2 separate regions of the Homo sapiens genome follow, and region 2 is linked to region 1. Evidence: read pairs that join two places in POLR2A ChIA-PET (ENCODE). Cell type or tissue: IMR-90. All regions are shown on one strand. Each heading gives the region's core, and the rest is flanking DNA. Links, peaks and the distances in the headings are about the cores only.

Evidence for each region. Peaks named below come from ENCODE experiments on the same cell type or tissue, not always from the same donor. Only the 100,000 strongest peaks of a DNase experiment are listed, where the experiment ranks them.
Region 2: POLR2A ChIA-PET joins it to region 1 with 13 read pairs; 2 of 35 experiments call an interaction of 5 or more read pairs at or near these places.

The regions. Positions count from the first base shown.
Region 1 is chr11:47,141,440-47,146,821 of GRCh38, reverse strand. All of the region lies in intron 4 of CSTPP1 (centriolar satellite-associated tubulin polyglutamylase complex regulator 1), which reads right to left. Among named protein-coding and RNA genes, the nearest start is that of ARFGAP2, 33 kb to the left of the region's middle. In IMR-90, for the core only: no CTCF peak of the experiment used is centred there; a DNase peak (open chromatin) is centred at 3,341; H3K27ac peaks cover 970 bases.
Region 2 is chr11:46,823,621-46,829,002 of GRCh38, reverse strand. The region is part of intron 1 of CKAP5 (cytoskeleton associated protein 5); the gene reads left to right. Among named protein-coding and RNA genes, the nearest start is that of CKAP5, 20 kb to the left of the region's middle. RefSeq lists enhancers at 1,715-2,265, 2,266-2,818. In IMR-90, for the core only: a CTCF peak has its summit at 822; a DNase peak (open chromatin) is centred at 2,072; H3K4me3 peaks cover 664 bases; H3K27ac peaks cover 392 bases.

The DNA of each region.
Region 1 (5,382 bases), core at 290-5,289:
AACTATGGTATGAATATGCCACACTTTATTCTTTCCTTCAGCAGAGGGACGTGCAGATTGTTCCAATGGCGGCCATTACAAACAATACTGCATGTTTCCTTATTCCCAGGAGTAGCTCTTGAACTTTAAAAATTTGCCTAAATTGTCTGAAAGTAATTGTAACAATTTACACTCCCACACACAGTTTATGAGAGTTCCCACTATTTCACATCCTCACCAATATTTGTATTATGAGACTTTAAAATTTTTGCCAATTTGATAGGTATGAAGTGGTATCTCAATTTAGTTGGGAGTTTCCTGATTACTAGTGAGTGTGGGCATGAAAATATGCCCAAAGGTTTATTACTAATGTTCTTCTGTGCATTGCCTGTTTATATCTTTGGACTATTTTTCTACTGAGATCCTTAATCTTTTTCTTATTGATTTGTAGGAATTCTTTTTTTTTTTTTTTTTTTTGAGACAGAGTTTCATTCTTGTTGCCCAGGCTGGAGTGCAGTGGCACGGTTTCGGCTCACTGCAATCTCCACCTCCCGGGTTCAAGTGATTCTCCTGCCTCAACCTCCCAAGTAGCTGGAATTACAGGCGCCCGCCACCATGCCCGGCTAATTTTTTTGTATTTTTAGTAGAGAGGAGGTTTCACTATGTTGACCAGGCTGGTCTTGAACTCCTGACTTCAGGTGATCCACCCGCCTCGGCCTCCCAAAGTGCTGGGATTACAGGCGTGAGCCACTGTGCCCAGCCAATTTGTAGGAATTCTTTATTAAAAAGTTCTTAGCTGGGTGTGGTGGTGTGCACCTGTAGTCCCAGCTACTTGGGAGGCTGAGGCAGGAAAACTGCCTGAGCCTGGGAGCTTGAGTCTAGCCCCAGCAACACAGCAAGACCCCATCTTAAAATAAAATAAAATAAAATAAAATAAAATAATTTACGGAAAGCTGAGGCAGGAGGAATGCCTGAGGCCAGGAGTTCGAGACCAGCCTGAGCAACACAGCAAGATCACTGCCCCCATCTCTACAAAATAAAAAATTAGCTGGGCTTTGTAGAACGTGCCTATGGTCCTAGCTACTCAGGAGGCTGAGGTGGGAAAATCACTTGAGCACAGGAGTTTGAGGCTGTAGTGAGCTATGAATGCACCACTGCACTCCAGCCTGTGTGACAGAACAAGACCTCATTTCAAAAAATAATAACATTTTTTAAATAATTTTTTTTGGGAGGGACAGAGTCTTGCTATGTCACCCAGGCTGGAGTGCAATGGTGCGATCTCAGCTCACTGCAACCTCTGCCTCCCGGGTTCAAGCAGTTCTCCTGCCTCAGCCTCCTGAGTAGCTGGGATTCCATAGGTGCGTGCCACCCCACCCGACTAATTTTTGTATTTAGTAGAGATGGGGTTTCTTTTTAGTAGAGACGGGGTTTCACCATGTTGGCCAGGCTGGTCTCGAACTCCTGACCTCAAGTGATCCACCTGCCTTTGCCTCCCAAAGTGCTGGGATTACAGGCGTGTGCCACCATGCCCAGCCAGAATAAGAATGCAGGCAATACAGCCGGGTGCGGTGGCCCACGCCTGTAATGCCAGCATTTTGGGAGGCCGAGGCAGGCAGATCATAAGGTCAAGAGATTGGGACCATCCTGGCCAACAGTGTGAAACCCAGTCTCTACTAAGAATACAAAAATTAGCCAGGCATGGTGGTGCGTGCCTGTAGTCCTAGCTACTTGGGAGGCTGAGGCGAGAGAATCGCTTGAACCTGGGAGGCGGAGGTTGCAGTGAGCTCAGATCATGCCACTGCACTCCAGCCTGGTGACAGAGCAAGACTCTATCTCAAAAAAAAAAAAAAAAAAAAAAAAAATGGCAGGCAATACTTTAAATCAGTGGTTCTCAACGTGTGTTTCCCAGACCATCAGTATCACCTGGGAATTTTTTAGAAATATAAATTATTGAGCCCCGCCCTAAACCTACTGAACTCTGGGGATGTGGTCCGGCCATGTGTGGTTTAACAAGCCCTGCAGGTGACTCTGATGCATGCTCAAGTTTGAGAACCAGTGCTTTAAATCTTCACCCTTGGAGCAGAGCTTCCCAACCCTTTGTCACTTCGGCCTCAAATGACTTACAGATGTGATGGTCCCCTTGGCCCAGCTGGGAGGAGGCCAGAGCCTGCAGGCCAATCACAAGAAGTCTTGTCTTTACTGGAGATTTTTGTTATATATTATTTTCTGATTGCTGTGAAGTGCAAAAAGGCCAGGAAGCATTGCCTTTGGAAACCCAGGAACATCTCATTTTTCTTTTAATCTGGTACTATTAATAATACCAACATAATTGTAACAGCAAGAAATTACTACTGGCCAGGCGTGGTGGCTCATGCCTGTAATCCCAGTATTTTGGGAGGCTGAGGTAGGCAGATCGCTTGAGGTCAGGAGTTCGAGACCAGCCTGGCCAACATGGTGAAACCCCGTCTCTACTACAAATACAAAAAATTAGCAAGGCGTGGTGGCGGGCATCTATAATCCTAGCTACTTGGGAGGCTGAGGCACAAGAATCACTTGAACCCAGGAGGCGGAGGTTGCAGCGAGCTAAGATCACGCCACTGCACTCCAGCCTGGGCAACAGAGCAAGACTTCATCTAAAAAAAAAATTATTACTGATTTAATGTCTACAATGTGGTAAGCAGTGTTCATGGTTTTGTTGGTGTTACTGAAATCTTACAAACACCCTATGAGTTAGTTACTATTATTATTATCATCCCCATTTTACAGATATAAAAACAGGGCTCAGAGAAGTTAAGAGATATCCTCAAGGTCATCCAGTTAATGGGGCACAGGTGGGATGTACAGTAGATCTTTCTAATGCCATGGGGCCTGTGTTCTTCTAGGTCAAGGTTAATATTACCATTTCTAACGATTATGACAAGTTTACTCTGTGCCAGCCACCATTTTAAGCACATCATATACTTCTCCTTCAATCATTACAACTATTATTATTCCCATTTTACAAGTGAGGAAACAGGCTCAAATTAAATACCTTTCTCAAGGGCACAGCTAGTATATTGTGGAACCAGGATTTGAACTCAAGAAGTCTGGTTCCAACTGCATGCTCTTAACCATCCAGAAAGCTTCCAGTCCATGGAGGATGGGGAGTGGGAGATGCTGTGGTGATCATCTGGGGATAAAAGAACTACTCCAGTTGCTGCAGGAATATGTGAGGTGGAGGGGATCTCTGGCTTGGCTGCTGTCATGGAGTCTGTTTGCTTTTTCTTTTCCTGTTTTTCCAGCTCACACCTGCTGCCCCAGGGCCTGGCCATGATGCTTGTAGCACATAAGGCAGGCGCATGTGGAGACACCATGCCCCTGAACAGGCTCCGGCTTCCAGCTGCATGTGGATTACATTCTTTTACGCACACATCATCACAGACTGGAGCCTGCTTCTGCAGCCTGTCCCCAGACTTCAGTGTCCTGAATAAAGTAAGCCTGGCAGTGAAATGGGAGAGGGCAGTTCCTCTTCTAGCAATAGTAACTGCCTTGAAGTCTCTACCACCTCCATTTGCAGTTCTGATCAGATGCATAGGTATGTGTGTGGGGAAGCTGGGACCCTGATCTTCAGGACAAAATGAGAATAGTTTACAAAATCAGGGGATGCTTTCTGGGATACATACAATTTTTCTACATATGCACCAGCTGCAGTACAGTGGGGAAAGCATGGCATTGGGAGGAGAAGTTGACACAGAAGCTTGATGCTCATACTCGGGGAGAAAACAAACTTATCCTAATTCTGAATTCATCTCTAACTGCAGCCAGTGCCATGTGGGTTACCCTTGGCCCTTCTGTTGTTACTGCCATTCCCATAATTCCCTCAGACTGCTATTGATATGGACTGGCTACGATGCTTCCTCCTGCTCAGACAGAAAGGTCTGAGGTGTCTGTCAAACAGCAGGCCTCTAGGTGAGGAGTGGGTAAGTTTCCAGCCGCAAATAGAGGAATACCATTCCAGAAGCCCCTTGGTATCAATAACTGTACAATTCTACCTTGGTATCGAGAATTTTTGGTTCTTACAGGATTCTACCACCTACACTCAAATCTTGTGGTGCTTTCATGTATCAGATTGTTTGGAAGGGTCTGAGGAGACAGCTGGGGCAAATGCAAAGCTGTGGCTGCGGGGGGCTAAGATGCATTTTGAAGCCTCACTCTCATAAGCTCCCTCACATCATGGGAAAGGGAAAAGAGGTCAGTATTCTGGAGTGATTGATCAAAACCAAGGTCATACGTCACAGAGTGGTGGCAGCCAATGACCAGTACCTAAGCAGTCCCCTTCTATATCAAGTTCTTTGAGGGGCAGGAACTATATCTTATTCATGACTGTATCCCCATTTGCAGAATAGCTCCCGGCACAAAATATGCACTCAAGAAACATTTGGCGAAATGAAGTACTGATACATACAGCAAGATGGATGAACCATGAAAACATTGTGCTATTAGGTTGGTGCAAAAGTAATTGCAGTCTTTGCCATTGAAAATAATGGCAAAACCACAATTACTTTTACACCAACCTAAAACATGAAACTAGTCACAAAAAAAACACTTTTTTTTTTTTTTTTGAGATGGAGTCTCACTCTGTCACCAGCCTGGAGTGCAGTGGCGCGATCTCGGCTCACTGCAACCTCTGCCTCCTGGGTTCAAGCGATTTTCCTGCCTCAGGCTCCCAAGTAGCTGGGACTACTGGCGTGCATCACCACGCCCAGCTAATTTTTGTATTTTTAGTAGAGATGGGGTTTCACCATGTTGACCAGGATGGTCTCGATCTCTTGACCTCGTGATCCACCCACCTTGGCCTCCCAAACTGCTGGGATTACAGGCGTAAGCCACTGCACCTGGTCGTGGTTTTTTTTTTTTTTTTTTTTTTTTTTGAGACAGAGTCTAGCTCTGTTGCCCAGGCTGGAGTGCAGCAGCATGATCTCGGCTCACTGCAACCTCCACCTCCCGGGTTCAAGTGATTCTCCTGCCTTAGCCTCCTGAGTAGCTGGGATTATAGATGTGCACCACCATGCCCAGCTAAGTTTTGTATTTTTAGTAGAGACAGGTTTCACCATGTTGGCCAGGCTGGGTTTGAACTCCTGACCTCAAATGATCCTCCTGCTTCAGCCTTCCAAAGTGCTGGGATTACAGGCGTGAGCCACTATGCCTGGCCAAGACCACATATACAATTCTACTTATTTGATTTTTTTTTTTTTTAAAGACAGAGTCTCACTCAGTTGCCCAGGCTGGAGTGCAGTGGCACAATCTCAGCTTACTACAACCTCTGCCCCCCAGGCTCAAGCAATTCTCCCACCTCAGCCTCCCAAGTAATTGGGACCACAGACGCACACCACCACGCCTGGCTAAGTTTTTGTATTTTTGTTA
Region 2 (5,382 bases), core at 129-5,128, 320 kb after region 1:
CATCTTAACCATTTTTAAGTGTACAGTTCAATAGTGTTAAGTATATTCACATCGTTATGAAACAGATCTCCAGAACTTTCTCATCTTGCTAATCTGAAACTCTGTATCTAAATATTTCTCTTATCCCCCTCCCAAGCCACACCCCCACCCCATCTTTGGTTACTACCATTCTACTTTCTGGTTCTATGAATTCATGAATTTGACTGCATACCTCATAAAAGTGGGTTCATACAGTATTTGACTTTTTTTGTGACTGTTAGTAGATTTTTTTCTCTAATTTTTAAAATGTTTAATTCGCTCATAAGCACAGCACAGGGTATTATCCATTTGTGTGTGCATACACACATACACTCATTGTACTATGTTTATTGCAGTTAACTGAAGTCCTATGTCACTAGAATGCTATGTAACAGAAAATGTTGGTCATACCTCTTGTGATAAATATTTGTTGGGTACTTATTTTGTATCACACATTGGAAGAAAAAGATAATTAAGATACATTCCAGCCCTTGCCCTTGAGGAACTCACAATCTGATGAGAAAGGCTGATCTGCAAACCATTACCCTCAGAACAGTTAAGCTTGATGGGAATATAATGAATGAAGGTCTTAATTACCTAATTCAGAGGTATTCTTTACAGTTAAATGCATTGTAGAATGAGACTGTCTTGGCAGTTCAAAAATCAGACTGTTTTAATCTGAATCCATTTTTTACTTGGCAACTTTATTTATTTATCTACCCCGCCCCCACCCAAGTAAGGAAAAGATACTTGGCAACTTTAGCTTAGGGTTCTCTAAAACCTTCAGAATAAGAGTAACCTGAGTCTGCTCCCTGGTGGAGCAATCTTCATAACTGTTCTTTGGATTCTTAAATTTCTGCTTTATTCCTGTTGTGGATAGGAGAAATTGGGTTACTTACAAATGGTCTTTAAGCTTACTACATTGATTCCTGTACTGATCTGATGATGGCCCAAGGCTTTAAGGAGGTGTGTTGATTCATCTAAATTAGGTGGAGTAATATGGACTTAAAAAAAGCACATATCTTTCCTGTTGGTATGATGGGAGACACAAAATGCAGTCAAACCTTGTAAACTAGGATTCAGGACAAACTCCTCCTACAAAAAGAAAATTAAAACTAGTTGCTAACCTTTGGAGATCTCAGAGACTAGGACTTAACTCCTTGAAATATTAATGCCGTTTCTACTACAATTTTCTTAAGAACTCTTCATATTAAATTAGATGATTGCACATTACAATTGTATTGGCATGCAAGATTACTTACATAGACTTGTACATTTATTTACGTTGACTTTTAGGTCAATTTTTGAAAGATCACATTTTACACACAAGATGGGGAAGGTTATTTTTCTTTTTTTCTTTTATAGAGGTATGGTTTTGGTTAGTTGTTCAGGGTGGAGTGCTGTGGTGCAGTCTGGCTCACTGCAGCCTAGTCCTGGGCTCAGGATCCTCCCACCTCAGCCTCCGGAGTAGCTGGGACTAGTCTTGTACCACCATGCCCAGCTAATTTTTTATTTTTTGTAGAGATGGGGTCTCACTTTGTTGCCCAGGCTGGTATTTTTCTATTTCACCTTCTATTACCTTCCTGCCCATCTTGTATCATTGTCCAGGATTCCTCCAGTTTTGTAAAGAACGAATTCCGTGAAAAGGTGAGGTGGAGCATTGTAGGATCTTTTCCAGGCCTTTGAGTTGCCATTTGAAGAACTGCTCGAGTCCAAAGGAGGTTAATGAAGTAAGCAGCTTACATATAATGAGGGGCTATGTATCTACCTTGATGCTTTGGCTGTTACCTGCAGTAATTTTTTTCACCCTTGGAGGAGGGATTAGGATTGTGATAGTGGGAACTGGTCATCTCCTTTGTTTCTGGAATATTACGTGTAATACTACCAAAAAAAGAGGTCCACCCAACTGCAGTAGTCTTCCTAGTTGGTCCATCATTTGCCTCTTGCCTGGGAAAGCCTAGGACCTAGAAGCAGCGCCTGAGGCCTGCAAACCTCTGGGCGAAGATACACTGCGGCCCCTTTAAGCTTTCAGAGTGTGCGGAGAGGGGAGCTGAGGGTGGGGCGGGCACTCTGACAGTGGCGCTCCGGGCCCCGCCCTCGGAGGAGGCGTTTCCCAGCGGACCGCAGCACCAATGCTGCTGCCGCCGCCGCCGCCGCCTGCCGGGTATTCCTGCTGATCCTGCTCGGACCTTAGCTTCCCTGACCTCTCCCTGCCCGGGGAGCGTAAGTGTCAAACCACGGGCAAAGGGCAAGCATCCCGCGACCGTGCTGCAAGTCCTGGTGGACAGTACTGGGGACTTTGCTGGCCTATCAGAGGCTAAGGCGGCGAAAGAGCGTAAACAATGCCGGCTCCAGTGAGCTAAAGCCAGGGTATCTGCTCTACTTCTGGGTGGTGACAGCAGCCGTAGGGTGCTTGTTTGGGCATGCAGTGGGTGAGCAGTGCCCACGACCTGGCTTTGCCCCCACCTGGTTCTTACTTGGGGTGAGGAGAGGGTTGCTTTTACCAGAGTATAACCCATTTGAGCTGAATGGGTGGAGCTGAATCTCTCTCTCTGGGCCTTGGATCCTTACCCTGGTATTTGAAGACCTTGGTAGCTTTGGGATGAGTAAGCATTAGGTTTTCAGCTACCTTGGTACAGTCGAGCAGTAACTCCAAGTTGTCCTAATTCACAGCCAGGTTTAGCTGTCTCTCCAGAGGCCTGTGTTGGTGGTATCCCGTACCCCTTTTGGATATGTTGACAGTGAACATCTCTTAGGAAGAGTCCAGTTAACCTTTCCTCCTGATATAAAGAGCACAATGTGAAAGAGACAGCTCTTTACCCCTCTCCATCTCTGAAGGAATTTGTGGGACGCCACTGTCCCAAGATTAGGAAAGCAAACACACCAAAGTTTGAGATAATCTGCTAGAAAACTGTTCAGATTTCTGGCCGCCTGGTAATGCAGAATACTCCGGCAAGAGGATAACACTTGTCCTTGTTAATGGGAAATACCTGGAGACAGTGAGTTTTTTTTTTAATTTGAGGGAAAGTGTTGTCATTTTTGCCACCTGCTACTCAGAGATGGGATTTTGTCAGATTTTGGTTAAATAATAAAAATCTTAAGTTTTCTATGACAGTTACATAGTTGTTGTGTTTCTTTAATCCAGTTGTCCTTCCTAGACATGGTTTGAGTAGATTTCTGGGCATGTGTATGCATTGCTTTTTTAAAAAAATAATTTCTTTTTTTTTTTTTATGAGCCTATCATCACACTCAGTGGTCATTCAAATGGGTTGCTTTTTGATGGAGCAGAAGTTTTTCTCAAACTTCTGTTAAAATCATTCTGTGCTTCTGCAATAGCATCTCCTTAGCCAGAGGTGAGAGTCCAGGAATGGTAATCAAATTCAGATCTCTTGTATTGTGATAGTGAAGAGCTTTTGTAGGTCAAGAGCTTGGGAATTTGCCATAAAAAAGTCATACTGCCAGTGGTTTTTCTCTAAGTAGAAGAGAAAATAATCTGTACAGTAGCTCTGTAATTACTCTTATAGACTATCAAAATACAGGAATTTAAACTAAAAAGACACCACACTTGGGCCCATGGGTTGTAGGGAAGAGAGACAGACTGAGAAGTAGGAGACATAGGTTCTAGGCCCAGCTCTAGTATTACTCATGACTTAATCTCTCTGTCCCTTTTAAATGGTTGGTTAATGAGAAAATGCACAGATTTTGGGGTCTCTTTTATGATGGGATATAGTGCATATTTAATAGGAAATTTGTTATTTATTTGAACACTAAACTGAAAAATCAGACAATTTGGAATTTATTCTAAGTTCTGCCTTCATGTATAACCTTGAAAACATTTCTTAACCTCTAGTCTAAAAATAAACAATTATGCCTAAACCTTTTCAGCAATAGCATGGACTATATGGTATTTGAGCTCTTAGGAAGACATTTTTAGATCAGTGGTATATGATTATAATATATCTGTAAAACATACTTACTTTAGCTGACCTACTTGTCTTTGCCTCAGTTTTAGACTGGGATAAAATCTGAGAGCTCTGAATAATTGAAATTTCTGAATATGTGTCTTTACTAGGGACTAGATCAAATAAACCACAGCAAGCATTATGTATAGTTCAAATTAATCTTCTTAATGCTTCTCTTTGTTGGCAATTTTATTTGCTCTTTAGGCATCAAACTCTACTGTGTAGCAAAAACTTGGTTCTTATATCTGTTTATAAAATCCAGATCAGTCTGCTCATCCCTATATGATACTTTTAACTTTTTGAGAAACTTCCAAATGGTTTTACACAGCAGCTAGACCATTTTGCATTCACAGCAGCTGGACCATTTGGCATTCAACTTAAAAAATACAGAGGTATAATAATTTTTATTGTATTTTACAGACATACTAGTATTCAGTTGGTGGGGGTGGTAGGGGGAAGACTGGTCCTGAGTTTGAAAAGCACAGTTTGATGAACATGTGAACTGTTTCCAGCTTTTGACTACTATGAACAACATTGCTATGACTATCCCTATATAGGTCTTCTGGTGTAATTTGCATCAGTTTCTAGGCTATACACCTAGGAATGGAGTTGCTGGGTGGTAGGGCATGTGTATCTGATAATGCCATACTGTTTTCCAGACTGTTAAACTATTCTGTCTCCCATCATTGGTGTATTTGAGTTCCTGCAGATTCTCCTGACTCCTTTAAATTACACTGCTGCTGTTTCATGGCAATCCTAGGGATTTTGAAGAAAAATCTTAATGAAAGTTCCACATATCCTAATAAACTTTTACAATTCCATCTTTCTCTGGGACATTTTCTTCTTTGCCATGGGAGGGAACAAAATGTAAAGGAAGAAGCATAGACTATGAATCTTAGTTTAATTTCATTGCTTACCAGTTTTGTTGTTTTGGCAGGTTACTTAATATTTGTGAAGCTAGTGTGTAAAATGAGAATATCTTTCCTTCACATAGTTGATGTCAGTATAAAGTGAATTAGCGTGTTTAAAAAGTACTTTGCACCATGCCTGATTCAGAATAGATATTACCAGAGTATATATTCAATAAACAAATATTTATTGAAAACATATTTTATGTCAGGCCAGAACTAGGGATGGAGAATTACGGAGGACCGCTTCTATGTTATTAATAATATTGAAAAATCGGCCAGCCTGGGCAACATAGTAAGACCCCATCTCTACAAAAAACTAAAAAATTAGTTGGGCATGGTGACATGTGCCTGTAGTCCCAGCTCCTTGGGAGGCTAAGGCAGAAGAATCACTTGAACCCGGGAGGCGGAGGTTGGGAGGATCACTTGAGCCCAGGACATCAAGGTTGCAATGAGCTGTGATCACACCACTGCACTCCAGCCTGGGTGACAGA